Linked DNA regions of Mus musculus: region 2 is linked to region 1. The links are chromatin loops, found by intact Hi-C in ENCODE. Cell type or tissue: heart. All regions are shown on one strand. Each heading gives the region's core, and the rest is flanking DNA. Links, peaks and the distances in the headings are about the cores only. Region 1 holds the start of Nmrk2 (nicotinamide riboside kinase 2). Region 2 has its middle 21 kb from the start of Nfic.

The links. Peaks named below come from ENCODE experiments on the same cell type or tissue, not always from the same donor. Only the 100,000 strongest peaks of a DNase experiment are listed, where the experiment ranks them.
Region 2: a loop joins it to region 1, with 2.9 times the contacts of the local background. A loop is called at or near these places in 11 of 42 quality-filtered maps.

What each region holds. Positions count from the first base shown.
Region 1 is chr10:81,190,734-81,206,432 of GRCm38, reverse strand. Nmrk2 (nicotinamide riboside kinase 2) reads left to right here and starts at 4,396. Exons shown (of 7, transcript NM_027120.2): 1 at 4,396-4,482; 2 at 5,452-5,542; 3 at 5,853-5,901; 4 at 5,985-6,141; 5 at 6,337-6,408; 6 at 6,723-6,829; 7 at 6,987-8,263. The coding sequence starts at 4,457. The coding sequence ends at 7,072. It overlaps Atcayos (ataxia, cerebellar, Cayman type, opposite strand), which reads right to left and starts at 11,742. Exons shown (of 3, transcript NR_015477.1): 1 at 11,711-11,742. It overlaps Dapk3 (death-associated protein kinase 3), which reads right to left. Exons shown (of 9, transcript NM_001190474.1): 6 at 15,365-15,391; 7 at 14,522-14,674; 8 at 14,091-14,136; 9 at 13,236-14,007. The coding sequence ends at 13,489. Atcay (ataxia, cerebellar, Cayman type) reads left to right here. Exons shown (of 13, transcript NM_178662.4): 13 at 1-1,929. In heart, for the core only: CTCF peaks have their summits at 6,343 and 8,054 (motif pointing left); DNase peaks (open chromatin) are centred at 3,862, 4,232, 8,922, 9,692 and 4 weaker places; H3K4me3 peaks cover 4,095 bases; H3K27ac peaks cover 6,478 bases; H3K27me3 peaks cover 1,367 bases.
Region 2 is chr10:81,440,255-81,455,953 of GRCm38, reverse strand. No RefSeq gene overlaps it. Among named protein-coding and RNA genes, the nearest start is that of Nfic, 21 kb to the right of the region's middle. In heart, for the core only: a CTCF peak has its summit at 10,234; a DNase peak (open chromatin) is centred at 5,593; H3K27me3 peaks cover 2,900 bases.

The sequences.
Region 1 (15,699 bases), core at 3,703-11,702:
TCCCCAAGATGCCCTTCTCTGTCCCAGCTAGGATAACACAGATATGCATTTTGGGCTGACCCAATGAGAGACCCTTTGCTCGGTTGCCACCTGTCCCTAGCTGGAGCCTCAGATGTCTGGTGGCCCTGGCTGCAGCTGCATCTGCTTCTCTGTGGAATGTGACCCACTGTCCCCTCTCCCTGCCACCCCAGGCAGGGTTGTGACTGCTGACCTCACATCTCCACCTGACATGCACTATTCTGCCATTTGACTGTCTTTGGGGGCCTTCAAGCCCATTGCACATGTACTGATCAGCCTGGTGGTCAACAAACCCAACATTTTGAGCTCCTTTAAAGTAGATGTGACTCCAGATGTTAACTGACACCTCATTCCAAGGGAAGAAGTTGTATCCACTTTCCTATCCTCTGCCCAGACCAGACTCAGCCTCTGTGTCATCAAGTAGGAGACATTTGGTGTCTGAGAAGAAAGATGAAGATCCAGGGCTGTGGGTGCTAGAGGATCTGGGGGACCCCCTAGGACAGTATATCCTGGTGGGTGGGATGCTGCGACCACCTGATCTCCAAGCTGGGCTCAAAGCACATGTCTGCCCGAGATGACTACATAGTCTAAGCTAATGAGTGTGCTGAGCCTCCTGTCCCCAGGGACACATAAGGCCAGATGACATTTGCAGGGAGGAGTCTCCCTGTGGTTCCCTAAAGACTTGAGTATCTCTATGTTAAGAAATCTTAGCACTGCGCAGTGGTGGCATATGCCTTTAATTTCAGCACTCAGGAATAGGAGGCAGGGGGATTTCTGTGAGTTCCAAGATAGCAAGGGCTACATAGTGAGACCCTGTCCAGAAAAAAAAAGAGGAAGAGAGAGAGACAGACAGAGAGAGAGAGCTCTGTGCCTCTCCCCCAAAGGTAGGTTCTATCCACCCCACTGTGAGGTGTCCCCTCTGACATGTTTCTTGCTTCTCGGCCTCTGATGGCCGCAGGACAGCAGCTTCCACCTAGAGAGAATCAGAGTGTCCTGCCAATAACACCCATGGATCTGAGCTCTGCAGGAAACACACCACAACCAGAGCTACTCTGTGGCACCGGGAGGGGACCCGAGAGAGTAGAGCAAAGCAGTGCTTTTTGTTTTGTTTTGAGAGAAGATCTTGCTATGAAGACCAGCCTGGCCTCAAACTCCTGATCCTCCTGCCTCAGCCTCCTGAGAGCTGAGATGGCAGGTGTGTGACCCCCCAGGCTGGGCTGGTGGTTTGTAAGTTGTCTTTATCCAGCATCAGAAGATGAGAACCAAGATGGTGCCTGGGGCCAGGTCCACAGACAGCCCCTCTTGGCTTTTTGAAAACAGAATCCTGGAGGCTTTTTCTGACTAGGCGGCTGCTGGTGACAGCCAAGGCCTATGAGGTGAGAGGATCTCTGTGTCTGGGATGGATGGATGGATGAATGGACACAACCCTGCTGTCCCCAAAGGTCTAAGGTCCTGCCTCCAAGCCCAGGAACTCCAGTGGGGGCCACCTGCTCCATCCACCTCCTTGCTGCCATGGCATGCTCACCGCCCCTTTGGAATCACCAGCACCCACTGATACAGGCAAGCAGAACCCACCAGGGCCACTGAAGACCCCCCAAACAGGAGACCCCGAGGGGCTTAATATTCTAGCCCACACCTGGGACCACCACCCCAGGTACCTGGGGGACAGTGAGGCAAGACACAGAGGTCCAGCAGCCTCATGGGGAAGGGCTGTTCCATTTCTTTACTGAGACACCCAGGATCCATTTGGCAAGTGACCCAGAGCAACAGTGTCCACCGCCCACCAGCAAATTGTGCAGTTATAAACACAGAGACGGTGGGGACAGTCCCCAAAGTAACACAAAGTCCGGGGAGGCTGGGGTGGGGATTTTTATGTGAAATAAATAAATTATAATGCAGAGGGAAGATATATGCACATATCTCTGTGTTCCCAGATATGGGGAGGGTGCAGAAGGCAAGCCTCCTGCCTCTGTGACCAGTGGCCAAGCCTTGGGGGAGTGGGGTGCACAGTCCTGCCTGCAGCAGGAGAATGGGGGATGGGCTGGTGAGTCTCCAAAGACTTTGGCTCCACCGCCTGAACCTCAGAACACACACAGACCAGGGCATTTGAACACAGCTATGTTTAGTGTCGCCAGCAAGATGTGATGGGGGACTAGGGTGTGATGACCCATGGGTAACATCCCAGCGCTCAGGATGCTACTGAGGCAAGAGGACTGCACAGAGTTCCAGACCAACCTGGGGCACGGATAGAGACTCTGTCTCTAATAAACCAAACAGAGGCCAGTGTGCTGTAATCTGGATATGCCCAGTCTGGATGTGCTCATAGCTGGGATATGAGCGTGGTGACAGGGCCTAGGGAGGGAGGCGCTGAGCCAGCAGGACAAAGGCTGGGCAGGACAGGCACCTTTCATTGCCTACAGGCTCAAGTACACTCACTCATTCCATAACCCATTCATTCATTCACTCACTCATTCCATAACCCATTCATTCATTCACACACTCATTCCATAACCCATTCATTCATTCACACACTCATTCCCAACCTCCCCATGGATCTGGGCCCAGCCATCCATGTCCTTCCTGTCTTGGTCACAGTGCCTGCTCGGGTCCCTGGGGACCAAGAGGGAAAGACCAGACATCCTGAGGGATGAGTCCTCTCTGATGCAAGAACCAGCCTTAAGCTAGAATAGTGTGTGTCCCCAGAGGTGGGACCACCAGGGCACAGCAGAGAGGAGATGGAACTTGGTGACCCCAGAAGGACAGGTTGGGGGACTTGGGACTCATGAGATAAAGTGCTGGCCACAGGGCAGAGGGACCTCCTATCAAATGCCACAACCTAGATAAAAGGCAGGCATTGTGTCACATGTGTAGCTCAGCACCAGGGAGCTGAGGTAGGGTGTCATGGGGCCCACTGGCCACGCCCAGCCCCGTCACACAGCTCAAAGTTCAGCAAGACTCCACCTTAAAAATAAGTGGTTGGGGCTGGTGAGATGGCTCAGCGGGTAAGAGCACTGACTGCTCTTCCAAAGGTCCTGAGTTCAATTCCCAGCAACCACATGGTGGCTCACAACCATCCGTAATGAGCTCTGACACCCTCTTCTGGTGTGTCTGAAGACAGCTACAGTGTATTTACATATAATAAATAAATAAATCTTTAAAAAAAAATAAGTGGTCAGGGCTAGAGACATGGTTCAGCAGTTACAGTAGAGGCTGCTCCAGCCGATCACCCAGGTTCCAGTCCCAACACCCACACGACAGCTCCCAACCACTGGCACCTCCAGTTCCAGGGGTTCTGACGCCCCCTTCTGACCTCTAATGGCAGTAGGCACAAACTTGGACGACAGACACATATGCAGGCAAATACCCATACACAAAAAAATAAAAATAAACCTTGATAAATAAGGTCCTGCAGGATATGGGGGTGCATACCTTTAATCCCAGACTCAAGAGGCAGATGTAGGCTAACCTAGTCTACATGGCGAGTTTGAGACCAGTCAGGGCTGCATAGGAAGACCCAGAAGACACCTGACATTGACCCCTGGCCTCCTCATGTGGCTGCACACACACACACACACACACACACACACACACACACACATACATACATATACACACAGACACACACACATATATACATGCATACATAAACACATACATACATACACACACACAAACACACGTATATATATAGACGGACATACACACAGGCTCACACACAGAACATTTCTTCTCCCTTACCAACAACAGTGGGGAACAATGCCCCGCCCCATCCTGGCTCCCCCGAGTCTGATCTCAATGACTCTGGTCACATGGTGGGCTCACAATGACACGGTCACTCTAGAAGGATTTTGTAGCCAGGCCTGGTCATCAGAGCAAAGCTGTCTTGTGATTCACCATCCAGAGGCCTAAACCCACCTCAGCCATGACACTTTTGGAAGAGGAATTTCCTGGCAAGGCTGAGCTGGGGCCAGGGGAGGAGGGGGGAGGAGGGGGGAGGATGGAGAGTCCTTTTTCTTGGCCTCATAAGAACCAGTCTCAATGTCAGGGTGAAACCAGGGGACACAGATATTTTTAGGTATAGAAAGGTGTGACTAGGGAGGGGAGGAAGGGAGAAAGGAGGGGTGGGGAGAGGGGAGGGAGGAGGGAGGCAGACACGGGGGCACAGGCTAAAAGTTGGCTGCTGTCCCTCTGTCCCTCTGGCTCGTGACTTTTTTAGGCAAAAGGCTACCAAAGCTATTTGCAGCCTATGAAACAGGTGCTCGCCCCCCCCCTTACTCTCACAAGTGCTTGGGGGCCTCTTCCCCCGGGGCGGCCTCCAGGCTGCCCAAACCTATAAATGCCCCACAGCTTTGTCAATGGAGCTGGGACTTGCTGAGCAGCGCAGCGCAGCGCAGTGCAGCAGGGGCCACCTCAGGACCAGTCACCTCCAGTCCCCAAGATGAAACTCATCATAGGCATTGGAGGGTGAGCCCTAGGGCCTGGAGTGTGACCCTGTTTGGGGAGGGAAAAGACCTCAAGGCCCTGGGAAGAAAGTGCCTGCTGCCCATGGTCTGCAGGCATGAGGGGCATGTGAGCTTGGTGACCACTGAGGGGACAGGGATGGTCCCACTGCACCTGCACGGATGGATTATTTTAAAGATCATCAGGAAGATACTGGGGAGGCCTGCTGAAAACCTGGGGACCAGCCCTGTGGGGATGGGGGATGGATGTACAGGCAGTAAGTGAAGTGTCTCTGAACAGGATGAATGTGTGTGTGTGTGTGTGTGTGTGTGTGTGTGTGTGTGTGTTTTAATTCTGGAAGCACCAGGGTGAATCCAGGGCCTTGGGCATACAGAGCAAGCCCTCAGAACAGGGCTACTGGCCTGGCCCTCTTTTTACTTTTTATTTTGGAGTGGGCTAGCAGTCATGCAGGCTAGCCTTGAACTCACTCACACCTAGCAGGGTGACAGCGGGTGCCTCTAGGCCTTTTTTCTAATGATCCCCAGTGACCACAGCTCTGCTTGCCTGTGGCCTCCCACATGGCTGCTGTCAGCACCAAGACAGGCAACTTAGGGCAGAGGACAATATTTCCAGAATGGCTGAGGATGACACGAGTCACCCTAAGAACCAGATTGCTGTGACCTACTGCCCTGGCGTCCTGTCCTGGGGATTCTAGGCAGGGGCTCCCCTCCCTGAGCCACACCCCCAGCCACTCAGGGCATTCTGGGGAGGGGCTCTACCTGACCACGTCCTATCTTCAGAGCTCTGGGATTCTGGATAGTCACTGCACACAAATTCGTGCGTGCACGCGCGCGCACACACACACACACACACACACACCACCTGTCCACCCGAATGGGCCTGACTGTAACTCCATGGTGACTCGAGTCCTGTTAGGTGCTTGGGAGTGGGCGCTGACATCTCCCCACTGCCTCACACACGCTGCCCTTCCAGGGTGACCAACGGTGGGAAGACCACCCTGACCAACAGCCTCCTCAAGGCGCTGCCCAACTGCTGCGTGATCCATCAGGATGACTTCTTCAAGGTGGCTGTCTAGGGTGCAGAGGTGTGGGGAATACGGGGCAAGGCGTTCTCATTAGCCCTGCTTGTGCCCAAGGGTTGAGGAACCCTGTCAGACTGATGGAGGGGGTGCTGGCCTCACTGTGGCATGCTGGGATGTTTTTACCCACGACCTCTTAGACTTCTGCTTTCCCTTCTCTGCAATGGGTTCAAAGGGAGGAGTGACAGGTGATGATGGATAGACCACCGCACCTCGCTGTGGGGCCATCCTAGAGTGGCAAGGTGGGCTGGGCTGGCACAGGTCTGAGCCCAAACCTTGGGGTCCTGTGTTTCAGCCCCAGGACCAAATAGCAGTCGGAGAGGACGGCTTTAAACAGTGGGACGGTAAGCATAGTGCCCCTGCCCTAACTGCCCCACTGGGCCCTGTGGGTGCTTCCCGCTCTGAATTCTGCTATCTGTCCCACAAGTGCTTGAGTCCCTGGACATGGAGACCATGCTCAGCACGGTGCAGGCCTGGGTGAAGGATCCACACAAGTTTGCACGCGCTCATGGCGTCAGCCTTCAGTCAGGTGCCTCGGACACCCACGTACTCCTCCTCGAGGGTTTCCTACTGTACAGCTACAGGTAAGCATCAGCCTGCCAAGGCCCAAAGACCTTCAGAACCTCAGGTTGACTGTACTCACCCTGCTGTGAGAGCCTGCGCACTGCCAAGAGCTCTGTGTCTGTTTACACCGTGGAAGTGGGACGAATATGTGGCCTCGGGAGACATGGGGGTGCCACAGAGACACCAACTGACCCTGTCCCCCACTCCCTGACCAGGCCCCTGGTGGACTTGTACAGCCAACGCTACTTCCTGACCGTGCCGTATGAGGAATGCAAGCGGAGGAGAAGGTATGGTGCCACGGGTACGGGGGTGTCCCTGGAGTACAGGCTCCTCCCTGAGCCAGCCAGCCATGGGCAGTGGGCTCCGTAGTGACACTCTGTCACAGAAGCCCAGAACCGCAGGCCTGGACACAGCACACATACACCCTTCCCCAGACAGGCTCAATGGTGGGGAAAAAATGTGGAAGTTGAGAATCCCACAGCCACAGCCTTTGCCCAGGGATCTATCTAATCCTTCATCCAGAGCCTGTCTGCTGATTACTTGCAGTCTGCCTTGAGCAACAACTTCCCACGACAGGCCTGGAACTCCTTTCTCTCTACAGAAGCCGTACTTACATGGTCCCTGATCCTCCTGGCCTGTTTGATGGTCACGTGTGGCCCATGTACCAGAAGTATAGACGGGAGATGGAGCAGGACGGGGTGGAAGTGGGTAAGAACCAGAATGAGGCTCTGCCAATGCTCTAAACCCCAGGCTTCCCTACATCCCATTGAATCCCATCCCGGGCTCTCCTGCTGCTCTTTCCTGTCCTGAGAGAGTCCACACTGCTCTCCCTACCAGTCCTGACCCAGTCCCTTTCCGGTTTCAGTCTATTTAGATGGCATGAAGTCCCCGGAGGGACTCTTCCATCAAGTTCTGGAGGATATTCAAAACAGACTGCTCAACACATCCTAGCAAGACGCAGGTCCTGGACAGCAGGGCCTGAGATGTTCTGACTGGACGCAGTGGCTCTTCGCCTATAGGAAATCTGTACATAGGAGGGCATGTCCCCACACACGTGCAGTGGGCACGGACACTGTGAGATTTTCTAGCACCTCAACATTAAAGTGGACTCTGTTTTTTAACCTGGCGTCCTGTATGGTCCCTATGAGGTGAACCTCTCTCAGACCCTTTACTGGCACCTGGTGGCCTCTGTGGGTAACCTTGTTGATGTGCCTCAGTTTCCCTAAAGGAGACATTCCTCATGAACTTGGGTAAGGAGAAACAACATCTACCCTAATGTAGACAGGCACAGAGAGGTCACCTTTGGTACTCAGAATTACACAGTAAGTTGGTGTGTCCAGCTAGAAAGCTTCTCTGCCTAAATAGGATGGAATTCTAGAGAGTTCCCGAGGGATTCCTGAGATCTTTCTTCTCTCATCTGAGCCTCCCTCTACTTCTTTCGGAAACCAAAGCCAAGTCTCACTCTATAGGGTTATTTGGAATCTCCTAAATACACACACACAACACATGCTGCCTGTCCTGCAACCAGCATACCTGTCTCCTCTCACACACAACCATACACCCCCTGAACCATGGTGACAGTCTCAGTGTGATTTTTTTTTGTTTTTTTGTTTTTTGTTTTTTGTTTTGTTTTTCGAGACAGGGTTTCTCTTTATAGCTCTGGCTGTCCTGGAACTCACTCTGTAGACCAGTCTGGCCTCAAACTCAGAAATCCACCTGCCTCTGCCTCCCAAGTGCTGGGATTAAAGGCGTGTGCCACCATTGCCCAGCTCGGTGTGTTTTTTATTACTTGTGTGGACTTCATAAAAGGGAAAACTGAGGCTCTGAGCAGAACATTTCGGTGGTGCTGGAATGTAGATGTGGAGGAGAGTCGGCTTCAGAGATTTTATTCTTTGGCCTGAGGGTGACACCTAATGGCCATCTGTGGAATTGCAATGACAGAATCCCAATTACATATAGAAAAATGCTATAGTAGATGAGTGGATGGATGGATTAATGGGTGGATTGATGGATGGATGGACCGACGGACGGACGGACAGATGGATGGACGAGTGACTGAGTAGTAGTGTTCTGCTAAATAACAAGTCTGAAGCCTCCTTGTCTACATAAGACTTTGAAAATAAAATTGTTGCTTGTAATTTTAAAAACATGCTTCTTCTTTTGCCTGGGACCTACTGGTTTCCACCTTCTTTATTGACCAAATCAAGAACCAATTAGGGAACTAGATTTTAGTATCAGCTCCACCCACACATAAAATAATATAAAAAAATACAATAAATTATAAAATTCGTTTTCTTTTTTTCCTATCCTTTTCTTTCCTTTCCTTTTCCCCTGAGACAAGGTTTCTCTGTGTAGCCCTGGCTGTCCTGGAATTCACTCTGGCCTTGAAATCAGAGATCTGTCTGCTTCCCTTCAGAGTGTGGGGTTAAAGGCGTGTGCTATCAACGTCTGGCTCTTGAATTCCACTTTCTAACACTTGAGTTTTACCTTCAAACTTAAGGGTATTTTGTTTTGCTTTGGGATGGGGCTCCTGTACTCATTTCTATTTCTCTTGTCATGCTGCCCCAATCAATATTAGTGAGACCTGCCTTCTGCGTGACAGATGTGGGGTGTCCCCACACCCACAGGTAGCAATGCAGACATCTGTCATCTCCCCAGCTGTAGAAGTCCTGTGACCAACGTGAGGAGCTTCCCTGTAGGGTCGCAGCGTCAAGGTTAAGCAGAGGCTGAAAGCACAGGACTGGAACAGGGTTTATGCTTGCCAAACCCAGGCCTTTGTCCCAGGCACAACTGTGGCCAGACTCATCTGCTGGTCACGTCCCCCAAAATAGTTCAGCATGAGACAGGGACATAAGGGAGATGACTTCAAGGCAGCCAGAGCCTGGCCACTCAGGCACCGTAGACATGATTCATAGAATAAAGAATGAACTTGGGGCTGGAAGGATGGCTCAGTGGCTGCTCTTGCAGAGGACGGGAATCAGTCTCCAACACCCTCAGGGTGGCTCACATGCACTTGTAATTCCAGCTCCAGAGGACATCTTTCCGGCCCCTGTGGGTACTGCACACATGTGGTACACAGACAAAAATGCAGGCAAAATATCTATACACCTAATGAAAAAAAAAAGTAAAAAATAAACTGGGGGCAGCAAGAGGGCCCAGTAGGTAAAGGAGCTTGCTGCCAAGTCTGATGACATGAGTTCCATCTTCAAGGCCCTTATGGGAGAAGAAGGAAACCATTCCTACAAGGTATCCACTGACCTCTACACATGTGCTGTGGCATGTTCACGTGCCCCCCCCACACACACACATGTACACACCAATGTAATATGAACATTTTAAATGCTGGGACCAGCATCAGAGTCACTGGCTTGCCCAGTCTCCCCAGAACATCCCATGTCCTCAGGGACCCCACCCTCGGCTCACCAGGCGGGTGCACCTGTGTCGGGATGGGTTTATTGCGTGTTCCAGAGGCCTGGGATGACTCAGAAGAGGTAGGTTTCTGACCCGTGTTCTGTCTGTCAAGCAGAGCCTTGCCAAGAAGCCCTGCCCTTGGGGCCTCCTTTGGGTCCTAGCATGCTGGGGAAAGCCCCTCGAAGCCTTTCCAGAGGGACAGAAGGTTCCAGGGTCACCTGCCTACCCCAACCTTCTCCTAGCAAGCTGGCCAAGCCGAGGCCTCTGCTGGCCTCTGTTAGTGACGTGTGCCTCTCCCACCCACTCAGAGAGAAGCAAGCTCCCCCACAAACACTCCAGACATTACCAGCATCCCTAACTGGGCCATAGGACGGTCCAGGACAGACACAGGACACCCTGACATTGACGCCCAGAGGAACAGTGTATAAAATGGATTCCTCTACATGGCTAAGAATACTGAGGCTCAGGGAAGATGGAGTCCCTTGTCCAAGGTCTGTCACAAAAAAAGGTGGATTAGAGCTGGGCATTCTGACATATCTACCAACCCAGCACTCACTTGGAGGTGGAGGCAGGAGGATCAAAATTTCAAGGTCATCTGTGGCTACATAGTGAGTTGGAGCTACATGAGACTCTGTCTCAACAAACAAACAAACAAAAACCTCAGGTTGGTGATTGTGTCCTCGTGAAGGTTCTCGGTGGGGGCTGGGGACAAGTGTCACATTGGGGGAGCTCCAGACACAGAGTGGGACACTACTCAGCACCTTCCAGAATGCCCCACACAGAACACCCAGCCAGACATCCCCACAAAATGAGCTCAAGGTTCCTCTGTCTCCCGTATGGGTTACCGTGCTGATAGGGACACTCACAAGCCCCAGAGCCAGCAGTGGGGCCTCGTGGCTGACCCCTCAGCTCTATTGTCCCCAGATCCTGAAGAACTTGGCCTGTGGGACCTAGCAGAGCATAAGGTCCCCTGCCTGGCTGGATTTCCAGACTCCATACAGACACTGCTGTGCCTCAGTTGAGTTGAGTCCTAGGGATTCTGACCAAGGTCCCCACGCACTCGAGACAAACACTTTATCCACCGAACCAGATTCTCAGCTTTTCTTGTTGACTCTCCTGCCCCACACTTAACCCTAGGACTGTGACCTCACCAAAACCCACACACCCCAAGTCCTAATAACCACACCCAGAGACTGAGGTGATAGTGGTGGTTTGCTCAGGACCTGGAGATGGGTGACAGGCAGCCCTCCCCACCCTGTGCTGTCCTATCCCTGCACTGACACCTGTCACAGACATCAGCCAGCGCTCAGCGGAACACTCAGTCAGCACTTAGACCCCAGGGCCCCACCTGGTCCAACACTGTCACCTGCAAAGGTCACTGCTCTCCAGACCTCAGGTCTCCAAGGGCCAGGGAAGAGATGGGCATCCTGGACACTAAGTGGAAGATCAGCCAAAGCCAGAGGGGAGGGGCTGACAGGAGCCAGAAGTCACTAGTGGTGGGTGTCCCCAGGTCATCCACCCTACCCCCACACACCACCATGCACCCGGTGACTGCAAGTTGTCTGGAAAGGAACTTCTCATCTCCTCGTCTCTCCAGCCATCAGGAGTAGGTCTGCAGTAATGGGTCACAGGTGGAATTTGGGGACACACCTTGGGTTTATGCATGTGGGACAGCCACAAAATCCCTTTAGCCAGGAGTTGTGGTGCGTGTCTTTGATCCCAGCGCTCAGGAGGCAGAGAGAAGAGGATTTCCCTGAGTCCAGGGCCAGCCTGGACATATCAAGTTCCAGGACAGGCAGGGCTACAGAGACCCTACCTCAAAAAAAAAAAAAAAATGGCTTTGGCTTTGAACTACAGAGAAGTTCAGGGAGCTGCATACCCAGAGGAGAACTGAGTTTGGGGACACAGAGAGTCCCCTCTTTGATCCCCCAGCTCTTCACCACCCACACCAAGACACACATGCATTCTTGGGGGTCACTTGGGTAGGATGGGATGTCCCTGGCTCTGCACCCTTTAGATGACAGCTCCTCCTGCCCGCTGTCCCACAAGCCTTCGGGACCAGCAGGGTCTGTGTTTCACTCATCCTTCGTTTTAACACAATTCTTTGACTTTTGGGGTCATTTCTGCCGCAGGAAGCCTGGGTGAGGGCCAAGGAGGGGAGATGGTTGGCGTACTTACTTTTGTTTAAGATCTCAGGGGTTGAAGGAGCCGCTTGGGGTTGGCGTGCTCGGCTTTATAGACACGACGCCGGCTCCCCGCCAGGTTATTAATAGCGAGGGAGCTGCTTGCCCTAGTATGGTCAAGAGCTGAGCGACCGCGAACGTGGCTAGGCCCGGTCTGCTACGTGCACCTGTTCCAGGCTGTGACGGGGGTGGGGGGTTGGGTCGGGTGGAGGTGGGGGCGGGATGGCGCACAGCAGTGCCCTCTGACCTACAAGAGGCTAAACCCGAGGGAGCTTGTGGGGAGGTACGAACTAGACCACAAACACAGATCAAGGATACATAGTGAAAGCCTGTCTCAAAAACGTATAAATGCGTCAATTAACTGATTAAGACTCAACTCAGGGGGCCTTGCTACTAAGCCCCAGACGTCTGACAAGGCTCATAACTTGGGGTGTCTGGTTACCAGCTTTGGAGACACAAGAACTCATTGGCCCCTGGAGTTTAAAGCGGGTTGAGAAGCCACAGGGGTTTGTCAGCTGTGTCGGCCCTATCAGCTGTCGTCAGCGTTACCTGAAGCCACGAGCCCGTCCTCACTAACCGGGTGAAGCCCTGATACGGAAACAGAAACCTGGTGCACACACCCGGAGCCGGCATTCTCCGGTCCCCCATTCCAGCTTGAACCTATCTGTTCTATATCATTCCTCTTCTGCCTACAGCTCAGCCCCACCTTCGTTCAATTTAGCTAACAGACCAATCTTCCCAAATAACGCTCCATTTCTGGGTCCCGAGGATGCTCTATTACACGTTCATATTTTTGTAAAATGTGGGCTTATCGGGAAAGCTCGTGAAGGGGCCTATGGCAACAGCTTTAAAAAAATTATTTATTTTATGTATATGAGTACACTGTAGCTGTCTTCAGACACACCAGAAGAGGGCATCAGATCCCATTATAAATGGTTGTGAGCCACCATGTGGTTGCTGGGAATTGAACTCAGGACCCCTGGAAGAGCAGTCAGTGCTCTTAACAGCTGAGCCATCTCTCCAGTCACTTTTTTTTTTTTGAGATGGGTTTTTAGGTGTAGTCCTGGAACTCACTCTGTAGACCAGGATGACCTTGAATTCACAAATCCGGATCCCCAGGCCTTTGCCATCCCACATGGCTTCTCTATGAGCTTGTGTCTGTGCATCATGTGCACGCCCCATGCCCATAGACAGCGGAAGGTGTTGGATCCCAGAATCTTGACCTACAGGTGGTTAAGCTGCCATAGGGTGTGGGACTCAGAGAGGGCAGCCAGCATTCAGACTTTGGAACCTGGCCTGGCTCTCTCCTGCCGCCTCACAGTGGCTGTGCACACGACAGCATCTGAATGCCGCAGACCCCGTTACTGCTCATTATACAAACTGACCCAGAGCCCCAGGGACAGATCAGGCAGGACTCAGCTGTCACAAACTGCCTCGGCCTCCACGAGTTGGGATGACAGGTGCATATCCTCTAAGTGTCCTCCAGGTCTCCCCACACCCCCGCAGTGTGTCCTTTTCGGAGCTGTGTGATACTGCGGGTCCCCACTGAGATTCAGCTTTACCAATTGAGCCTTGCACGTCTCTATGTGAACTGTGGGTGACACCACCCTTGGTGTGTGGTGTGGCAGAGCCATAATCTCTTCGGCGGCGTAGGAGAGCACCTATCGTGGGGTTGCTCGCTCCCACCCTCCCTGCGGGGCGTGGGAGACAGGCGACAGTACGTGGAAAGCAGCTTTATTCTGGGGGTGGGTCGGGGTCTGGGGGTGCCGCAGCCTAGCGCACGCCGCACTCAGCCTGCAGCCGTTCCTGCTCCAGCGCACGCACCAGGTCGCGCACGAATTGCACCTCAGCGGCCACCTGAGCGGCTAGCGCGTCGTAACGGTTCTCCAGGCGACACAGGCGACGCTTCAGGCCCCCGGCACCCAACAGCGCCGCCCGCGCCTCCTCCTGCGCGCGCGTGCGCAGAGCCTCGGTGCGCCCCAGCTCCGTGCGCAGGCGTCGCAGGTCGCGCCCTAGCCCTGCGCTCCCGTCGCGGCAGCGCGCCTCCCGCTGCTCGGCGGCCGCGCGCAGCGCACACACGCGCTCCCGGCACTGGCGCCTGCCTCGCTGCAGCTCGCGCAGCCCCTGCTCTGCCGCCGCCACGTCCTCCAGCACGCGTGAGAAGCGCTCGAAGCTGGCGTAGCTCGTGTTGCGCGGCATGCTCGAGTGGGACTTGAGGCTGTACTCGCGCAGGCGCGCGGCGCGCAGCCGCCGTCGCTCTGGCTTCCGGGCGCCGTCCTCGCGCCTGCGCACCTGTGAAGAGCAGAGCTGCGGCAGGGGCCCACGTCTACAGCCCTCCCTCCCCGGAGCTCGATCCCGGGGTCCAGAAGCCTCACCTTGATCCAGGAATGCTCCAGGCTCTGTGCGATGGTCATCCTCCTCCTGCGGGATGGGAGGGTCAGCCCTCTGGTCACTCCACCCAAGGGACCCCGCATGACCCCCATCAAGGCAACCATGTCAGGTGACCCCACAATGACCCAAGTCTTCCACAAGTGTCCTATCCCAGTGTATGGAGAAGCCACACAAGCTGTAGCCCTATCAACCCTAAAGCCCCTGCCGCCCCGCCTGGGGAATGGGAGTAGACTTGCTCTACCACTCTGGTGAGGTTCTAAGAGCTGTGGTTACTTGTGTAGGGTTTTAAGATTTGTAGTCACTTTTGCCCAGAGGTCCTGGCTCAGTTGGCCATGTCTCAAAAATACAACAAAAAAGACCCCGAAAATAAAACTGGTGTGGCCAGCCACTGAGGCTGCCACCATGGGCCGCCTACTTGGGGTCTTTGACCAGCAGCCTGCGGATGAAGTCCTTGGCCAGCTCGCTGGTGCTGCTGAAGTATTCCTCATCAAAGTCATAGTTCACTGCTGAGATGTTCGTCAGCGTCTCCTGCTTGGTCTCGCCCAGGAATGGGGACGCTCCGCTCAGGCTGCAGAGAGACAGGGCGCATGGCAAGCCAGAGAGGGAGTCACTGAAGGGGGCTGACACCCCATACCCTCCCACTGGTTTTCTGGGAATAGGGACCTCAAGTGAGAGTCTGCCTGCTTTAGACGGGCCTGTAGGGTACTGACGACTGATGTGAGTGGGCTGTGGCCACTGTGAGCGATGCCAGCGGAGAGAACAAGCCCGCCCATAAAAACCGGCAGGCTGAGCAGGCCAGGAAGCAGTGTCCCGCCACAGTTCCTGCCTCTGCTCTCGCTTCTGCCCTGACTTCCTCCAATGTGACTGTGGTAGGAATGACCAAATCCTTTCCTCCCCAAGGTGGGTTTGGTCTTATCACAATAGAAGGCATACTGGGATATCTCCCCATATTCCTGACTCTTTAGGACACTGGCTCCCTTGAGAAGGGAAATATCTCCAGGGAAGGGAGTGGGCAAACCCTAGAACAGGGTCAACAATCCTTATTGAGGAGCTGAGATTAAGCCATGGCCTAGAATCCCTCAGTGAGGGTGTGGTCGGGGGTGGGGTCTAGAACCCACAGTGGGGGCGCTAGGGGTGTGGCCAGAGGTAGAGCCAGTGTTCCTTCCCTAGCTATCTCCCAGTGCATTAGTAGCGGTCCCAGCCCTGATCCTGGCCTCTAGCAGGTACAGTCTTAGTTAGGCCCCTCTCAGGCACTCACAGGATGTAGGTGATGACGCCAATGCTCCTGTAGGGGGCAGAAAAGACCGGTCAGAATGGCCGTGGCAGCTCCACACCCAGGGTATAGGGCCCCACTCTACAGAGTGTGGTCAGTGTCAGTGACAGGGTCTCCTGAGCATCTGGGCTAAAGCCAGGACAGTAGAACCTCAGGACCCTCTGTCTGGCGGCAGCGAGCTCCTGGGTCCCGTGTGACTGAGCAGAGCCTATGCAGGCTATGATAGGTTGGGGTCTGAGCAGGGGGCCTCAGCCCTTCCATGCTGCTGTCTAGTGCCCACACCCTCACCAGCTGTCTAAGGCCTTCAGGTTGGGTGCAGT
Region 2 (15,699 bases), core at 5,378-13,377, 250 kb before region 1:
CTTCTCACCCGAGATCCCTGGAAGTGGAAGAGCCCTTGGCATCCTTGGTCCGAGTTCCTAGTGTGCCCCCAGATTGGCAGGCAGGGACAGCCGCGGTGCTTCCGGGGGCTGAGGAGGGTGTCATTCACAAATCCAGGGCCGCTCGATTGCAGCCGCCTCCTGGGCTGTGGGTGGCCTCTGTCCCCGCCCTCCAGCTCTCGCTCCCTGGCCCTGGCCCCCCTCCTCTTGTCCCGGCACCCTCCTCCTCTGACTCACTGGGCTCCACGGAGCCGAGTACTGGGATCTCCGGTGAGTCGGGGACATCCATCTCGGCCCAACATGGAGGTCCCAGGGCCCCCAGTGTCCGGGAAGCCCGGGGAGACATCGGTCAAATGGCAGCTGTGCTACGACATGACTGCGAAGATGTGGTGGATGGTGAGTGTGTAGGGGCCTGCCACAGCGGGGTGGCTCAGGAGGGTGTGGAGACCCCTCTTTGTGCTCACAGGTGGGGGAGACCAAGGCAGACGGAGTGATGGGGCTACTTTTGTGTCTTCTACCTGGCAAGGTGGCCGAAGCCACTAGGCCTCATTCCGGGACCAGGCAGACTCCCGCCCTGACCTGGGCACGCTCGGGGGCTCCAGAAATCCCCAGGGCCCCAAGCTGAGGGTCCAGTTGTGTGACCCATCTGACCTCAGGCGTCTCTGTGTCCAGGGTGGAAATGCACCCACTTGGGGCAATGTTGACTGGCTGAAGGGAGGTGGCGGGATTGTTTTCATGTCTGTGGATGTTGCCTAAACTAGGAATTCTTCTGGAAGCTTCTGGGATGAGTGTTGGGGGGTGGGCTTGGCTATGAGAGGGCAGCCTCGATCTCATGTCTTAGGCATCCAGTTGCCCAAGAGCCATTTGGTTGCTCTCCATGTCTCTCGAATAACCTCCATGCAGTTCCGGGTCACACACTGCTGTGTGTCCTTGCACTGTGTCTCACCCTCTCTGGATCACAGGTTTAGAGGGGAGCGATGAGATCTGTAGCTGGAACTTGTGGGGTGTCTTGAATTCTGCTCTGAAGGTCCCAGGGATAATTGGGTCTTGAAGTGGAATAATGGGCCTGGTTGTGGATGGCGACCCCTAGTAGCCACTGATGTGTGACCCAGCCAGCCAGGCAGTTTCCCTGAGATATGCAGAGAATCTGCAGCAACAGGCATCCCTGTGGAGCAGGCCACAGCCCTGTCTGTTCTTCTGTGCTCAGTCAGCATTTATTGAGCACCTACTGTGTTCCACAGTCTGTCCCCAGTTCTTTTGACTAGAACTCTGGGGGGGGGGGAATTAAATTAATGATATGTAATAGATGAAAAATAGAGCGGAAGAAGGCAGGGAACCACAGTGGGGGAGAGCTGGGGTGGTGGAAGGCAGGGGACCACAGAGGCAGGGAGCCAGGGTGGCCTCCTGAGGAGGGGAGATCTGAGTAAAGATGAGTGGATGATGGAATTTATCAGAAGAGTTACAAAGTAACTGTGCAGAATGCACAACCAGAACCGAACCAAAGTCCCTGGGGCAGGGACACAGCTGTGCAAAGGCCCTGGGGCAGGATGCAGTAATGGAGGAGAACACCATGACTGGGCAGAGGGAAGAAGGCTACAGGACTGTAACTTCGGGGAGGACTTGGGCTGTAACCCTGAGGGAAGTGGGAGATGGAAGTGATGGTAGAGCTGGGACTCACACTGGATCTTTTTGAAAGTCCCCTGGGTTCTGAGGGAGGATGCCCAGCTGGCAATGACATGGCATATGGGGAGGAGGGGGTTCTGATGAAGGAAGTGGGGTGTTTTCAGACCATGAATGGGTGGGAGAAGCCCAGCCCCAGCCCCAAATGAAAGAGGCAAGTGGATTTCTGTGAGCTTGGGGCTAGCCTGGTCTTGAGACAGTTCAGGACAGCCTGAGCTACACAATGAGGCCCTGTCTCAAAACAAAACAAAACAAAACACACAACAACAACAACAAAAACCAATATTTTTTTGGAGGTGGCTGGAGCGTGGGTAGTGAAGCATTTCCCCCAGCGTGTGCAAAGGCCCTAGAGTCACTGTAAAGAATAAAACAGGGACTGGAGAGATGGCTAAGTGGTTAAGAGCACTGATTGCTCTTCCAGAAGTCCTGAATTCAATTCCCAGCAACCACATGGTGGCTCACAACCATCTGTAATGGGATCTGATACCCTCTTCTGGTGTGTGTCTAAAGACAGCTACATATAAATAATAATATGTACTCATATAAATAAAAATAAATAAATCATTAAAAAACAAAAACAAACTTGGGAGGCAGAGACAGGCGGATTTCTGAATTCGAGACCAGCCTGGTCTACAAAGTGAGTTCCAGGACAGCCAGGACTACACAGAGAAACCCTGTCTCAAAACAAACAAGCAAACAAACAAACAAACAAACACAAACACAAACAAAAAACCAGAACTTCACGGAGAACAAGTGTGTGTCCAGCCAGAGAAAGGGGATTCAGCCCAGCGACAACCAGCATTCTTGTGTGTGCATTCCCTTGCAAGCCAGAGTGCCTGTGGAGGCTGGGGGCAGAGTTGACCCTTGGGGTTCGCCCTCCACTATCCACACATTACCTGCGAGGCAGGACCTCTGTTGCCTGGACCTCGCTGATTGGCCGTCGGGTCCTCCTGTCCCTGCCACCTCCCTTATTATTGACAGGAGCTGTGAGACTCGCAAACCTCCTCTGCGCAGCGCTGCGGGCCCTTCACTGACCTAGGATCTCTCTGGCGTCCAAGAAGTTTTACTAACTGCGCTTTACACGTGCGGCGACAGAAAGGGGAGGCGGTGACAGGCCACACTGTCCATGGTCCTAATGATTTGTTCAAGAACAATCCTGGCGGACTTTCCCTGCCTCAGTTTCCTCATCCACTAGAGTGGGGGTTGGGTGGGTGACGCGGTCTCTGTGAAGGGCTCTCCACCGGGTGACTCAGGAACTGTGTAACAGTTGCAGAAACCAGGCAGGAGGGATTGTGGTTAAATTCCAGAAGGACTTCCGCGGCGGCCGCCTTGATTGGGCACCGATTATGTGTCCTGGTGAAGCGGAGCGCCCGACGGATGAGTAGGGAGACAGAGTGGAGGAAGGAAGCTTTGGAAAAAGAGAGCCACCGGACAGAGGCTGCAAAGGCCCCAGGGCAGGATGGAGCCTGGCACCGGGAAGGAGCTGGGAGGAGACCCGAGAGGCTGCAGCACACGCATCCTGGGGCAGAGACAGAGGTTTTAGCAGGAGGCACTGAATTAGTTGTAGGGAGCACTGCAGGGGCAGGGAGCCATGGAGGACGGCAGACAGGTGGTGTTCCCTAGTTACCAAGTGGGTGCTTGCGCCTTCCGCTGCTGCCCTGCACCGCCCACCACTCCTGCGCCAAACTGGAGTGCAGGGTCCCTGGTCGCTGTCTCCCCAGCCCGCGCCCGCCAGGCCGCCGCCCACTCTGCCCACATCTGAGGCTCCGCGGAGCCGGACAGTCTGCTGCAAACCACGGAATGTTCCCCAGAGCGCCCGGCGGGATGTTGGGGGACAGAGGGAGGCGGGAGACCCAGTTGAAAGACAGAGCAGGGCCAAGCTGGGGCCATGGGGGCAGCGTTGACACCCACAGCCCCAGAGGCTAGGCACGGAGGATTCCATCCCTCAACATGCGGGAAAACATGGAAATGGAGTGGTGGATAGCTCACTGTCCTCGAGGAAAGAGCAGGAGACAGGGATTTGAACACAGGCCTTTGGGGGGACAGAAGAAGCTGGAAGTGTTGACTAAGCAGGGGTAGAGACCATCCAGCTAGTGTTGGGATCCTTTACATGAGGCAAGAAGACAATTGTCTAACTTAGAAGGCGAGCGAACCTTATAAGCCAACAGGGAACAGCATATCACCCACCGCAGCATCCAGCCAGCCATCTAGGGATGGGTGGGTGGAGTATGTATGGATGGATGTATGGATGGATGGATGGATGGATAGATGAGTGGATGGATGGATGGATGGGTGGGTGGGTGGGTGGGTGGGTGGATGGATGGATTGAATGAATAGGTGGGTGGATGGATGGATGGATGATGGATAGATAGATGGATGGATGCATGGGTGATATGCTGTTCCCTGTTGGCTTATAGGATTTGCTCACCTTGTAAGTTAGACATTTTCTTTTAGATGTTTCATGTAAAGAATCCCAATGCTAGCTGGGTGGTGGTGGCATATCCCTTTAATCTCAGTGTTTGGGAGGCAGAGATAGGCAGATCTTTGAGTTCAAGGTCAACTTTATCTACATATCAAGTTCCAGGGTAGCCACCGTTACATGGAGAGACCCCGTCTGGGAAAGAAAAATATTTTTCAGGAAAAAGGGAATCAGCTCAGTCGGTCCTTGTCAAGAGGTTGCCAGGCAGACCCTGGAGTTCTGCCCCAGGCCCCACATGCTGGAAGGACAGGAGGTGTCCTGTGACGGTCCTGTGGCAGCAGCAGTGACAGATGAATTTCACAATAGCAGCCGTGCCTAGATTGCTCCTGCTTCTCGTACCATGGATGTATGATCCAGCTCAGTGTGCAGCAAAGGCTCCACCTGATTCCAGCTCTACTTCTCCCAGCTCCCTCCTACTCCCTCTGCCTGCTGTGGGCACTCTCTGGGGTGACTGCCCCCCACACACTGGGCTTGAGACCCACCACAGAGAAAACAGTGGAAAATTAAATGCTGTCTGTGTGCTCAGGAGCAGCCGCCCCAGCCCATCTCCTAATGACCCGTTCCTGGGATTGTTCCCAGCTGGCGCAGCTGGGGTAAGGGCTCCCCCCCCCCAATGCCACCCAATTTGAGGGGCACAGGCGTTGCATCTGGAGGATGCAGGTGATGCAGCCTGTGGCCTCTGGGGAGTCAGAGGCGGGGATGTTGTCAGGGGTCTGAGGATAGACCCACTTGGGCTCTGTGTTTGTGGTTCCATCCAGTAGACTCTGCTCACACTGCCCCTACAGTCATGGTGCCATGTGGCCTCCAAGCTATGACCCCTGTGCCTTGTGTCCAGGTGAGGTGTAGAGTCAGCTCCTCAGGGGACCCTTCCTGTGCCGAGCTTGGAGAAAGAAATATCTAGGTTGTTGAGGAGCCCATATCTGTCTCCGTGGGCAGAGCACCTCGTGGTCATAGTGTCATCCCAAAGCCCAGGGGGCAGGGGCACGTCATCCTTGGCTACATACTGACTTCCAAGCCAACCTGGGCTACAAGACACTCATGTCCCAAATTGGGAGCTCCTGGATCCATGGGTGGAGGCCACAGACTAAGCTGAGCTCAGGATGCCCAAACCCCCTTAAATCAGAGTAAACAAAAGAAAAAAAAAAAAAAAGGCAACAGAAAAACAGAGGCTCCTAGGATGTTGTATACTTCACAAACTCCAAACATCAAAGTGTGAAGCCAGGCAGTGCTGGGAATTGAACCCAGGGCCTTTGTACACCACACCGTACCGAGATGTTAGATCTGTCCCCCACTAATTTTATGTTCAACTCGGGCAGCCTGCCTGGACCCCTGCAGCTGCATAGGAGCTGCTCTGTCTCATCCTGGGCAGTAGGGATTGCAGTCCGTTCAAACTGGCAGCAATGGGTGCAATGCTGGATGTGAACAGTAGAGGGCAGAAAAGAACTGCAAGTCGCCATAGCTGACCAAGGCTGCTGGGCAGGGTGCAGGGCACCAGGTGGGACAGCAGGTGTTTGCTGATGATTGCAGATGTCTGTAAGAGTCTGTAGGTGACTCTAGGTGAGCACAGGCGACTAGGTGACTATACGGAAGTTTTGTAGTGACTGTTGATGTCTGTAGGTGACTGCTGGTGTCTGTGGGTGACTGTAAGCAAAGGTAGATGCCTGTAAATGGTGTAGGTGTCTATAGACGTCAGTATGTAACTGTAGGTGTCTAAGTAACTGTCAGTACCTGTAGGTGTCTGTAAATATCTGTAAGAGTCTGTAAGTGGCAGATGTTGTCTGTGGGTGTCTTTAAAAGTCTCTATGTGTCTGTAGGTGACTATATAATTCTGTAGGTTTCTGTAGGGTTCTACAGTTATTTTAGGTATCTGTAGGTGTTTGTAAGTTACTATAGGTAAGTGGGGGACTATCAGTATCTGTAGGTAACTGCAGGTGACTGTAGAAGTTTGTAGGTGACAGCAAGTATTTGTGGATGTCTGATGGGTAACTATAGGTATCTTTAGGCATCTATGTGTGTTTGTAGTTCTCTGTTGGAGTCTATAGGTGTCTGTAGGCATCTCGGGTGTCTGTAATATTTTGCAGGAGTCTCTAGATGCCTGTTAAAATATGTAGGTGCTGTAGGTGACTATATGGGTCTGGGAGTGTATGTAGAAATCTATAGTTACTGTAGAAATCTGTGGGTATCTATAGGCATCTATGAATGTCTGTAAAAGTTGGTAGAGTCTATAGGTGTATGTAGGAGTCTGCCTGTTTCTATTGGTGTCTATAAGTGTCCGTAGTTGTTTCTTGGTGACTGTAAGTACAGATAGGTAGTCATAGGTGACTGTAGGTGATGGAGAGTGACTATAGATATCTGTAGGTAGCTGTAGGTATATGCCAATTCCTGTAGGAGACCATGAATGGCATCAGAAGTGTGTAGGGAATGGCTGGTGTTTGTAGGTGTCTCTGAGAGTCTATAGGTGTCTGTAGGAGTCTGTTGGTGGTTATAGATGTCAGTAGGAGCCTGTAGAGATCTGCAGGATTTTGTCTGTGTCTGTAGAAGTATTTGCAGATCTGAAGGGGTCAGGTTTTTGTAGGTGTTGCTGAGTAGCTTTAGATGGTCACATGTGACTATAACTGTCAGTGTCTGTATGAGTCTTTAGGTGACAGTAAGTGTATGTAGGTGGGTGACAGTAGGAGTTTGTAGGTATCTGAACAAGTCTGTTGATGATTACTGGTGCCTGTGGGTGTCTGTGAGTGACTGTAGGAGACCATAGGAGTCTTTACCTTTCTTTAAGAATGTGTAGGAGTCTATAGGCATCTGTACAAGTCAGCGAGAATCTGTAGGATTCTGTAGGTGTCTGTAGAAGTTTGGGTGTCTATAGGTGTCTGTTGGAATCTGTGGCTATTTGCAGGTATATGAAGGAGTACATGGGTATCTGTAGGTGTATTTAGGAGTTTGTTGCTGCCTGTAATTTCAGTAGGAGTCTGTAGAAGTATTTAGGTGTCTGCAGGAGCCCATGGATGTCTAGGGGGAGTCTATGTGTTTGTAGTAGTCTGTAGGTGTCTATAGGAATGCTTTGAAAGTCCTTAAGTGTATACAGGAGTCAGTAGGAATCTGTAGGTGTCTGTGAGTGTCTATAAAAGATTGTAGGTGCCTGTAGGAGACTGTAGATATCGGTGGGAGTGTGAGGAAGTCTATAGGACTGTGTTGATGTCTGTAGGCATCTATGGGTGGGTATAAAAGTCAGTAGAAGTCTGTAGGTGACTGTAGAAATCTATGGATGCCTATAGTTTTTTTTCTAGGTATCTGAAGCAGTCCATAGGTATCTGTAGAAGTGTATGGGTGTCTATAGAAGTTTGTACATGTTTATATGCATCTTTGGGTGTTTGTAGCATCCTGCAGTAGTCTGTAGGTGACTGGACATGTTTGCAGGATTCTGTAGGTATCTATAAGCATCTATAGGTGTCTATAATTTATCTGTTGGAGTCTAAATGTCTGTAGGTATCTCTGGGTGTCTGTAAAACCTGTAGGAATCTGTAGGTGACTGTAAAAGTCTGTTGGTGTCTGTAGAAGCTTGGGGGTCTGTAGGAGTCTGCAGATGTCTGTAGGTGACTATATGAATCTGTGAGTTTCTGTAGAAATCTATGCTTCTGTAGGAATTTACAGTTGTCAGTAAGTGGCTATAGGAATCTGTAGGTATCTTTAGGAGTCTGTAGATGTCTATATAAGACTGGATATCCATAGATGGTTGTAGGTAACTATAGGGGCCTATAGGTGTTTGTAGATTCTGTCTGTGTCCCTAGGAGTCTGGGTGTGTAGAGAAGTTTGTAGGAGTCTGTAGGAGTCTGTGTATATCAAGAGAAGTCTGTGTGTTTGTAAAAGTCTATAGGTATCTGTAGGAGTCTGTAGGTGTCTGAGGATATCTATGGGAGATTGTAGGTGTCTGTAAGAGTCCATAGGTATCTGTAGTGTGTATGGTTCTTTGTAGGAGTCTATATATGTCTGATTGCATTGTTTGGTGGCATCTGTAGTTGTCTGTAGACATTTCTGGGTGTCTGTATGCATTTGTGAGTGTCAATAGGTGTCTTTTGGTGTCTATAAAAGTCTGTGGGAGTCTGTAGGTGACTGTAAAAGTCTTTAGGTATTTGTAGGAATTTGGAGGTATGTAGGAGTCTGTAGGTAACTCTAAATGTCTGTAGGTATCTGTAGGTATCTGTAGGAGTGTATGGACATCTATAGGCATTTGTGATGTCTGTTGTTGTCTTTTGGAGTCTGTAGGTGTCTGTAGGCATCTCTTGGTGTCTGCAAAAGTCTTTAGGTGACTCAGGAGTCTGTGGGAGTTTGGGACATGTGGGCATCTGCAAGTGTCTCTAGGTGTCTGTAGAAGTCTGTAAGTGTCTATTGGTAACTGTATGAGTCTGTGGGTTTCTGTAGGAATCTGTACATGTCTGTAGGAGGTTTTAGATGTCCCTAGGAAGATGTAGGTGACCATAGAAGTCTTTAGGTGTTTATAGAAGTCTGTCTGTGTCTGTAGAAGTTTGTGGGTTTCTGTGAGAATTTGTGTCTCTGGGTGACTTTAGGTACCTATAGGTGACCACACATGACTGTAGGTAATGGTGGCCAACTGTAAATGACTGTAGTTGTCTCTGGAGTCTGCTAGGTATCCTTTGGTGTCTGTAACTATCTGCAGCTATCTGTACTATTCTGATGGAGACTGTAGGTGTCTGCAGGAATCTGTGTGACTCTGAAGGTGGCTATTGTAGTCTCTAGGTCTATAGTAGTCTGGAGGAGTCTGGAGGTGTGTTTAGGTATCTGTTGTTTCTGGAGGAGTCTTTAGGTGTTTATAGAAATCTCTTGGTGTCTGTAGGTAGTTGTCAGAGTCTGTGGTGTCTTAAGAATCTATAGGTGTAGGGCTGGAGAGATGGCTCAGTGGTTAAGAGCACTGACTGCTCTTCCAGAGGTCCTTAGTTCAATTTCCAGTAACCACATGGTGGCTCACAATCATCTATAATAGGATCTGATGCCCTCTTCTGGTGTGTTTGAAGAACAGCTACAATGCACTCATATAAATACAATAAATACATCTTTTTTTTAATCTATAGGTATTTTCAATAGTCTGTGGGTATCTATAAGAATATTTAAATATCTATAAGAATTTGTGGGTATCTATAAAATCTATGGTGTCTGTAGATTTCTGTTGTTGTCTGTGAGTACCTATAGGTAAATGTAGGTGATCACAGGTGACTGAGTGATTGTAAGTGACCATAAGTATCTCTTGGAGTCTATAGGTGACTGGAGGTATCTGTAGGTACCTGTGGGTGACTGTAGTTGACCTCTGGTGGCTGTAACATTTTGTAAGTATCTGTAGTCATCTGTATGTGACAGCTGGTGTCTATGGTTGTCTATGAATGACTGCAGGAGTTATAGATATCTGTAGGAGTCTGTAGGTGCCTCTATGTATCTGTAGGACTTTGTAAATGTCTGAAGGAGTATGTAGGAGTCTTTGGGTGTTTATAGGGCTATATATTTACTTTAGGCACCTGTGGGCATTTATAGGAGGCTGTAAGTGTATGTAGGCATCTATTGGATCATATACTATAATAGTCTCTGGGTACCTGTAGGGGACTTTAGGTGACTAGGACTGACTGTAGGAGTCTGTGGGTATTTTTAGGAGTTGGTAGATGACTGCTGGTGTCTGTGGATCTATACATGTCAATGTGTGTGTGTGTGTGTGTGTGTGTGTGTGTGTGTATGTCAATAAGAGTCTTTAGGTGTTGTGATATCTGTAGGTGTGTATAGGATATTGTCTGTGTCTTGAAGAATTGTAGATATCTGAAGGAGTGTGTGTGTGTGAGAGAGAGACAGAGAGAGACAGAGACAGAAACAGAGTCTCTAGTGTCTTTAGGCATCTATTGGATCATATAGATGTCTATAGGTGCCTGTAGGTGACTAAGGGAATCTGTGGGTTTATGAAAGCGTCTGTACAAATTTATAGGTGTTTGTAGGTGTCTGTATTTCTGTAGGAATCTGATGGTGTCCGTGGGTTTCTGTAAGAGTCACTAGGTGGGGCTGGAGAGATGGCTCAGTGGTTAAGAGCACTTACTGTTCTTCTAGAGTTCAATTCCCAGCAATCACATGGTAGCTCACAACCATCTGTAATGAGATATGATGCCCTCTTCTGGTGTGTCTGAAGATAGCTACAGTGTACTCACATACATAAAATAAATAAAATCTTTTTTAAAAAAAAGAGTCACTAGGTATATGTGTCAGTATATGTCTGAATGATTCTGCAGGTAACTCTAGGTGTCTGTGGGTAACTTAGTTACCTGTAAATGACTGTAAATGACAACAGGTGTCTGTTGAAGTCTGTGAGACTTTGTATGTGACTGCTGGTGTCCTATGGTGTCTGTAGGAGACTGTAGATTTTTATAGGTGACAGTTGATGTCTGGGTGACTAAAAGTATATGTAAGTGACTCTAGTGATCATGTGTCTGTAGGTATCAGTAGGATCTGTAGTTGACTACTGGTGTCAGTGGGTGTCTGAAGGTGACTGTAGAAGTATATAGGTGTCTGTAGGATTATGTGTTTATAGGAATTTGTACATGTCTGTAGATAACTGTGGAAGTCTCTGAATGTATGTAGGATTCTGTAAGAATTTAAAGTTGTCTGTAGGTTAGCTGTTTGTAGGAGTTTCTGTGTGTTTATATGAGGCTATGGTATCTGTAGAAGTTTGTTGATGTCTGTAGGTTCAGTAGGAGTCTGTAGGTAAATTTAGGTGTCTGTAGGCATCTGTGGTGTCCATAGGAACTTCTAGGTGTCTATAGGAGTCTGTGGATGTCTAGAGGAGTCTGTATGTGTTTTTAGGAGTATGAAGAAGTTCTGCAAACATTTTTAGGTGTATATAGGAGTCTGAAGGAATCTGTAAGTGTCCATGGGTATCTGAGGGGGTTTATAGAAGATTGTAGTTGCCGGGCAGTGGTGGCACATGCCTTTAATCCCAGCACTTGGGAAGCAGAAGCAGGCAGATTTCTGAGTTTCGAGGCCAGACTGGTCTACAGAGTAAGTCCAGGACAGCCAAGGCTATACAGAGAAACCCTGTCTTGAAAAATCAAAGGAGAAGAAGAAGGAGAAGAAGGAGAAGGAAGGAGAAGGAGAAGGAGAAGGAGAAGGAGAAGGAGAAGGAGAAGGAGAAGGAGAAGGAAGGAGAAGGAGAAGGAGAAGGAGAAGGAGAAGGAGAAGGAGAAGGAGAAGGAGAAGGAGAAGGAGAAGGAGAAGGAGAAGAAGAAGAAGAAGAAGAAGAAGAAAGAAGAAGATTGTAGTTTAGTTTTCTGCAGTAGACCATAGGTATTTGTAGGAGTGTCTTGTGGTCTATAGATTTCTGTAGCCATCTATGGGTGTGTGTAAAAATCAGTAGGAATCTGTAGGTGTCTGTAGGAGTCTATAAGTGTCTGTAGGTTCCTCTAGGTGTCTGTAGGACTCTGTAGGTTTTCTTAGTGTGTGAGTATATATAAGAGTTTGTACATGTCTTTATGCATCTTTGAGTGTTTATAGGATTTTGTAGGAGGCTGTAGGTGACGGTAGTTGATTGTAGGATTCTGTGGGTGTCTATTGGCATCTGTGGGTGTCTTTAGTTGTCTGTTGGAGTCTGTAAGTATCTGTATGTATCTCTGGGTGTCTGTAAAATTCTGTAGGAATTTGCTAGTTTGTTTGTATGAGTTTGTAAATGTCTCTAGCTATTTGTAGGAGTCTGTGGGTGACTATATGAGTCTATAGATTTATGTAGAAATTTACAGTAGTGTAAGAATTTATACTTGTCTGTAGGAGTCTGTGGTTCATTGAAGGTAAGGGTAGGCGATCAGAGTGATCTGAAGTGACACTAGGTAACTCTAGGTGTCTGTAGGAAACTACAGGTTTTCCATGGATGTCTGTAGGTACCTATAGCGGCCTATAGGTGGCTATGGATGACTGTGGGAGTTTGTAGGTGATGGTTGTTTTCTTTTGGTATCTGTAGGAGTCTATAAATGTCTGTAGGTATCTTTAAGAATTCATAAGTGTCAAAAAAAGAATTCATAGGTGTCTATAGTAGTCTGAAGGTGGCTGAAGGTGATTCTAGAGACTGTAGGTGTCTGTAAAAGTCTTTGAGTACCTGAAAGTGTCTGAGGGTATCTGTAGTGTTTATGGGATGACTGTGAGTAACTGTGAGTCACTGCAGGTGCCTATTAGAGTCTACAGGTTACTGTAATAATTGTCTGTGAGTGACTGTAAGTACCTGTAGGTGACTGTAGGTGACTGAGGGTGACCCTAGGAATCTGTATGTATCTATAAGTGTCTGATCATGATGGCTGGTGTCTCTGGGTGTCTATACATGACTTTGGTGTTTGTTGGCATGTGGAGGAGCACATATGTGTCTGTGTGTGTCTATATGTGTTTAGAAGTTTGAGTGTCTGTAGGAATCTGTATCTCCAAGTGTCTGTAGGGTACTATAGGTGTCCATCAGTAACAAAAGGAGTTTTTGAGTGTCTATAGGAATATATAGTTGCTGTAGGAATCTGTGGCTGTCTGTGGGAAGCTATGGATGTCTGTAGGAGGCTATAGGTGTATGTAGATAATTGTAATTGTCTCTGGGTGAGTGTCTCTGTAGGTGACTGCAAGAGTCTTTAGGCAACTATAGGAGTCTGCTCATGACTGCTGGTGTCTGTGGGTGACTGAAGTTAAGTGTAGGTGCCTCTAGGTGACTATGGGGGGTGACTGTAAGTGTCTGTAGGTATTAATAGGATCTGTAGTTGACTACTGGTATCTGTGGGTGTCTTTGGGTGACTGTAGGAGTCTGTAGGTGTCTGTAGCATTATGTAGGCATCTATAGGAGTCTAAATATGTCTCTCTTTTTTTTGGTTTTTCAAAATAGGGTTTCTCTGTATAGCCCTGGCTGTCCTGGAACTCACTTTGTAGACCAGGCTGGCCTCAAACTCAAAAATCCGCCTGCCTCTGCCTCCCAAGTGCTAAGATTAAAGGTGTGCGCCACCACTGCCCAGCTATAGGAGTCTATATATGCCTTATGTGACTATGAAAGTCTGTGAGTATATATAGGAATCTGTAGGAATTTATAGTTGTCTGTAAGTAACTAAAGCTAAAGTAGGTGTCTGTGGGCATCTACAGGTGTCTGTGGGTATCTGTAGGTGTCTGTGGCTGACTGAAGGTAATGTAGGTGATCATGGATAATTGCAGGTGACTAGAAGTGACTGTAAGTGTCTTTAGGAGTCTGTAGGTGACTGGAGATGTCTGTATGTGACTGTAGGTACTTGTAGCTGCCTGGTAGTGACAAAGAGTGACTGTAAGAGTTTGTAGATGATGGCTGGTGTCTATTGGCGTTAGAAGGTGACTGTAGGAGTCCATGGGTGTCTGTAGGAATCTGTAGTTTTCTTTAAAATTCTATAGGTTCCTTTAGGAGTCTATAGGTAGCTGTAAAGATCTGTAGGTACATGCAGGAGTCTGTGGGTGTCTATAGGCATCTGTGGGTGTCTGTAGGAATGTCTAGGTGTCTGTAGAATCATACAGGTATCTAGAGTATTCTGTATGTATCTGTGGGGGTCTGGGGCTATCTATGGAAAACTGTTGGTGTCTGTAGGAATTTGTAGATATGTGTAAAAATGTGTGGGTCTCTGTATGTGTGAGTCTGTATGTGTCTGAATATATCTGTGTGTGTCTGTTGGAGGCTATAGTTGTTTGTGGGTGACAGTAGGTGTCTGTAGATCTCTGTAGGTATCTGTAGTTATCAGTAGGTGTCTGTAGTAATCTTGCAATTTGTAGGTATCTGTAGGCATCCCTTGGTATCTGTAAAAGTCTATAGGAATCTGTAGTTGACTGTATAAATCTGTAGGTGTGTGAAGGAGTTTGGAGGTCTTTGGGAGTCTGTAGGCACCTCTAGATAACTGTACTTGTCTGTAGGTATCTGTAGGAGTGTGAGGTATCTATACATATCCGTGTGTGTGTGTGTGTGTGTGTGTGTGTGTGTAGTTGAATTTTAGAGTCTGTAGGCATCTCTTTGTGTCTGTAAAAATTTCTAAGTGATATTAAGAATATGTAGGTGTCTGTAGGTCTTTGGGACCTGTAGAGATCTGTAGGTGTCTCTGGGCGTCTATAGGCATCTGTTGGTAACTAAACAAGTCTGTATAGTTTCTGTAGCAATCTGTACATGCCTGTGAGAGGCTGTGGATAACCATAGAAGAATGTAGGTGGCTGTAGGAGTCTGTAGGTATTTGTAGATCTCTGTGCCTGTAAAATTTTGTGGGTGTCTGTGGGAATATGTATCTGTGGATGACTTTAGGTACCTGTAGGTGACCACATATGACTGCATATAACACTGGGAGACTGTGACTGTAGGTTTCTCTAAGGTCTGTAGGTATTCTTAGGTGTCTGTAGGCACCTATAGAAGTTTATAGGTTTCTGCAGTGTCTAAAGGTGACTATAGGTGTCTGAAGTTGTCTCTTATAGATGTCTCATATAGGCATCTTTGGGTATTGGTAGTTTTCTAATGGAGTCTGTAGGTGGCTGTAGGAATCTGTATGGACCTGTAGGGGGCTGTAGTGGTTTCAAGGTCTCTAGGTCTATAGTAGTCTATAGGAGTCTGTAGGTGTCTGTTGTTTCTGTAGAAGTCTCCAGGTGTATGTACTGATCTGTAGGGTCCTGTAGGAGTCTTTAGGTATTTATAGGAGTCTGTTGGTGTCTATGTGTGATTATCAGAGCCTGTGAATATCTTAGGCATCAATAGGTGTGTGCAGAAGTCTGCAGGTACCTTTAAGAATCTTTACATGTATATAGGAGCTTATTGGTGTCTATAAGAATCTGTGAAAAGAGCTGGGTGGTGGTGGCACACACCTTTAATCCCAGCACTTGGGAGGCAGAGACAGGCAGATTTCTGAGTTGGAGGCCAGTCTGGTCTACAGAGTGAGTTCCAGGACAGCCAGGGCTATACAGAGAAACCCTGTCTTGAAAAACTTAAAAAAAAAAAAAAAAAAAAGAATCTGTGAATGTCTGTTGGTTTCTATTGATGTCTATGGGTGACTCTAGGTAAGTGCAGGTGATTGCAGGTGACTGTAGCTGACTATAAGTGACTATAAATGACTATAGCTGTCTGTTGGAGTCTATAGATGACTATCGATGTCTGAGGGTACCTGTAGGTGACTGATGACCCCTGGTTACTGTAGAAGTCTGTAAGTATCTGTAGGTATGTGTATGTAATGGCTGGTGTCTATAGGTGTCTGCAGGAGTCTAAAGATGTCTGTAGGAGTCTGATTTTTCAAAGCCTACTTTTAATGGTGTTTCTTAAATGCTTTAATCTCCTTTCTAGCCCACCACCCACCAGGGGTAAGAGGAAAAGAAAGGTTACTATGATATGGGGGAAGTGGACCTGTTTAGAAATGGTTCTTTGGAGTAAATTCCATCTGTGCTGTCAGAAAATCAGCAGGTCAGGAGCAGGTCAGGAGCAGCAGCTCGATCACTCACAAACCCTTTATGGATATGCAGCAATCCATATCCATAAA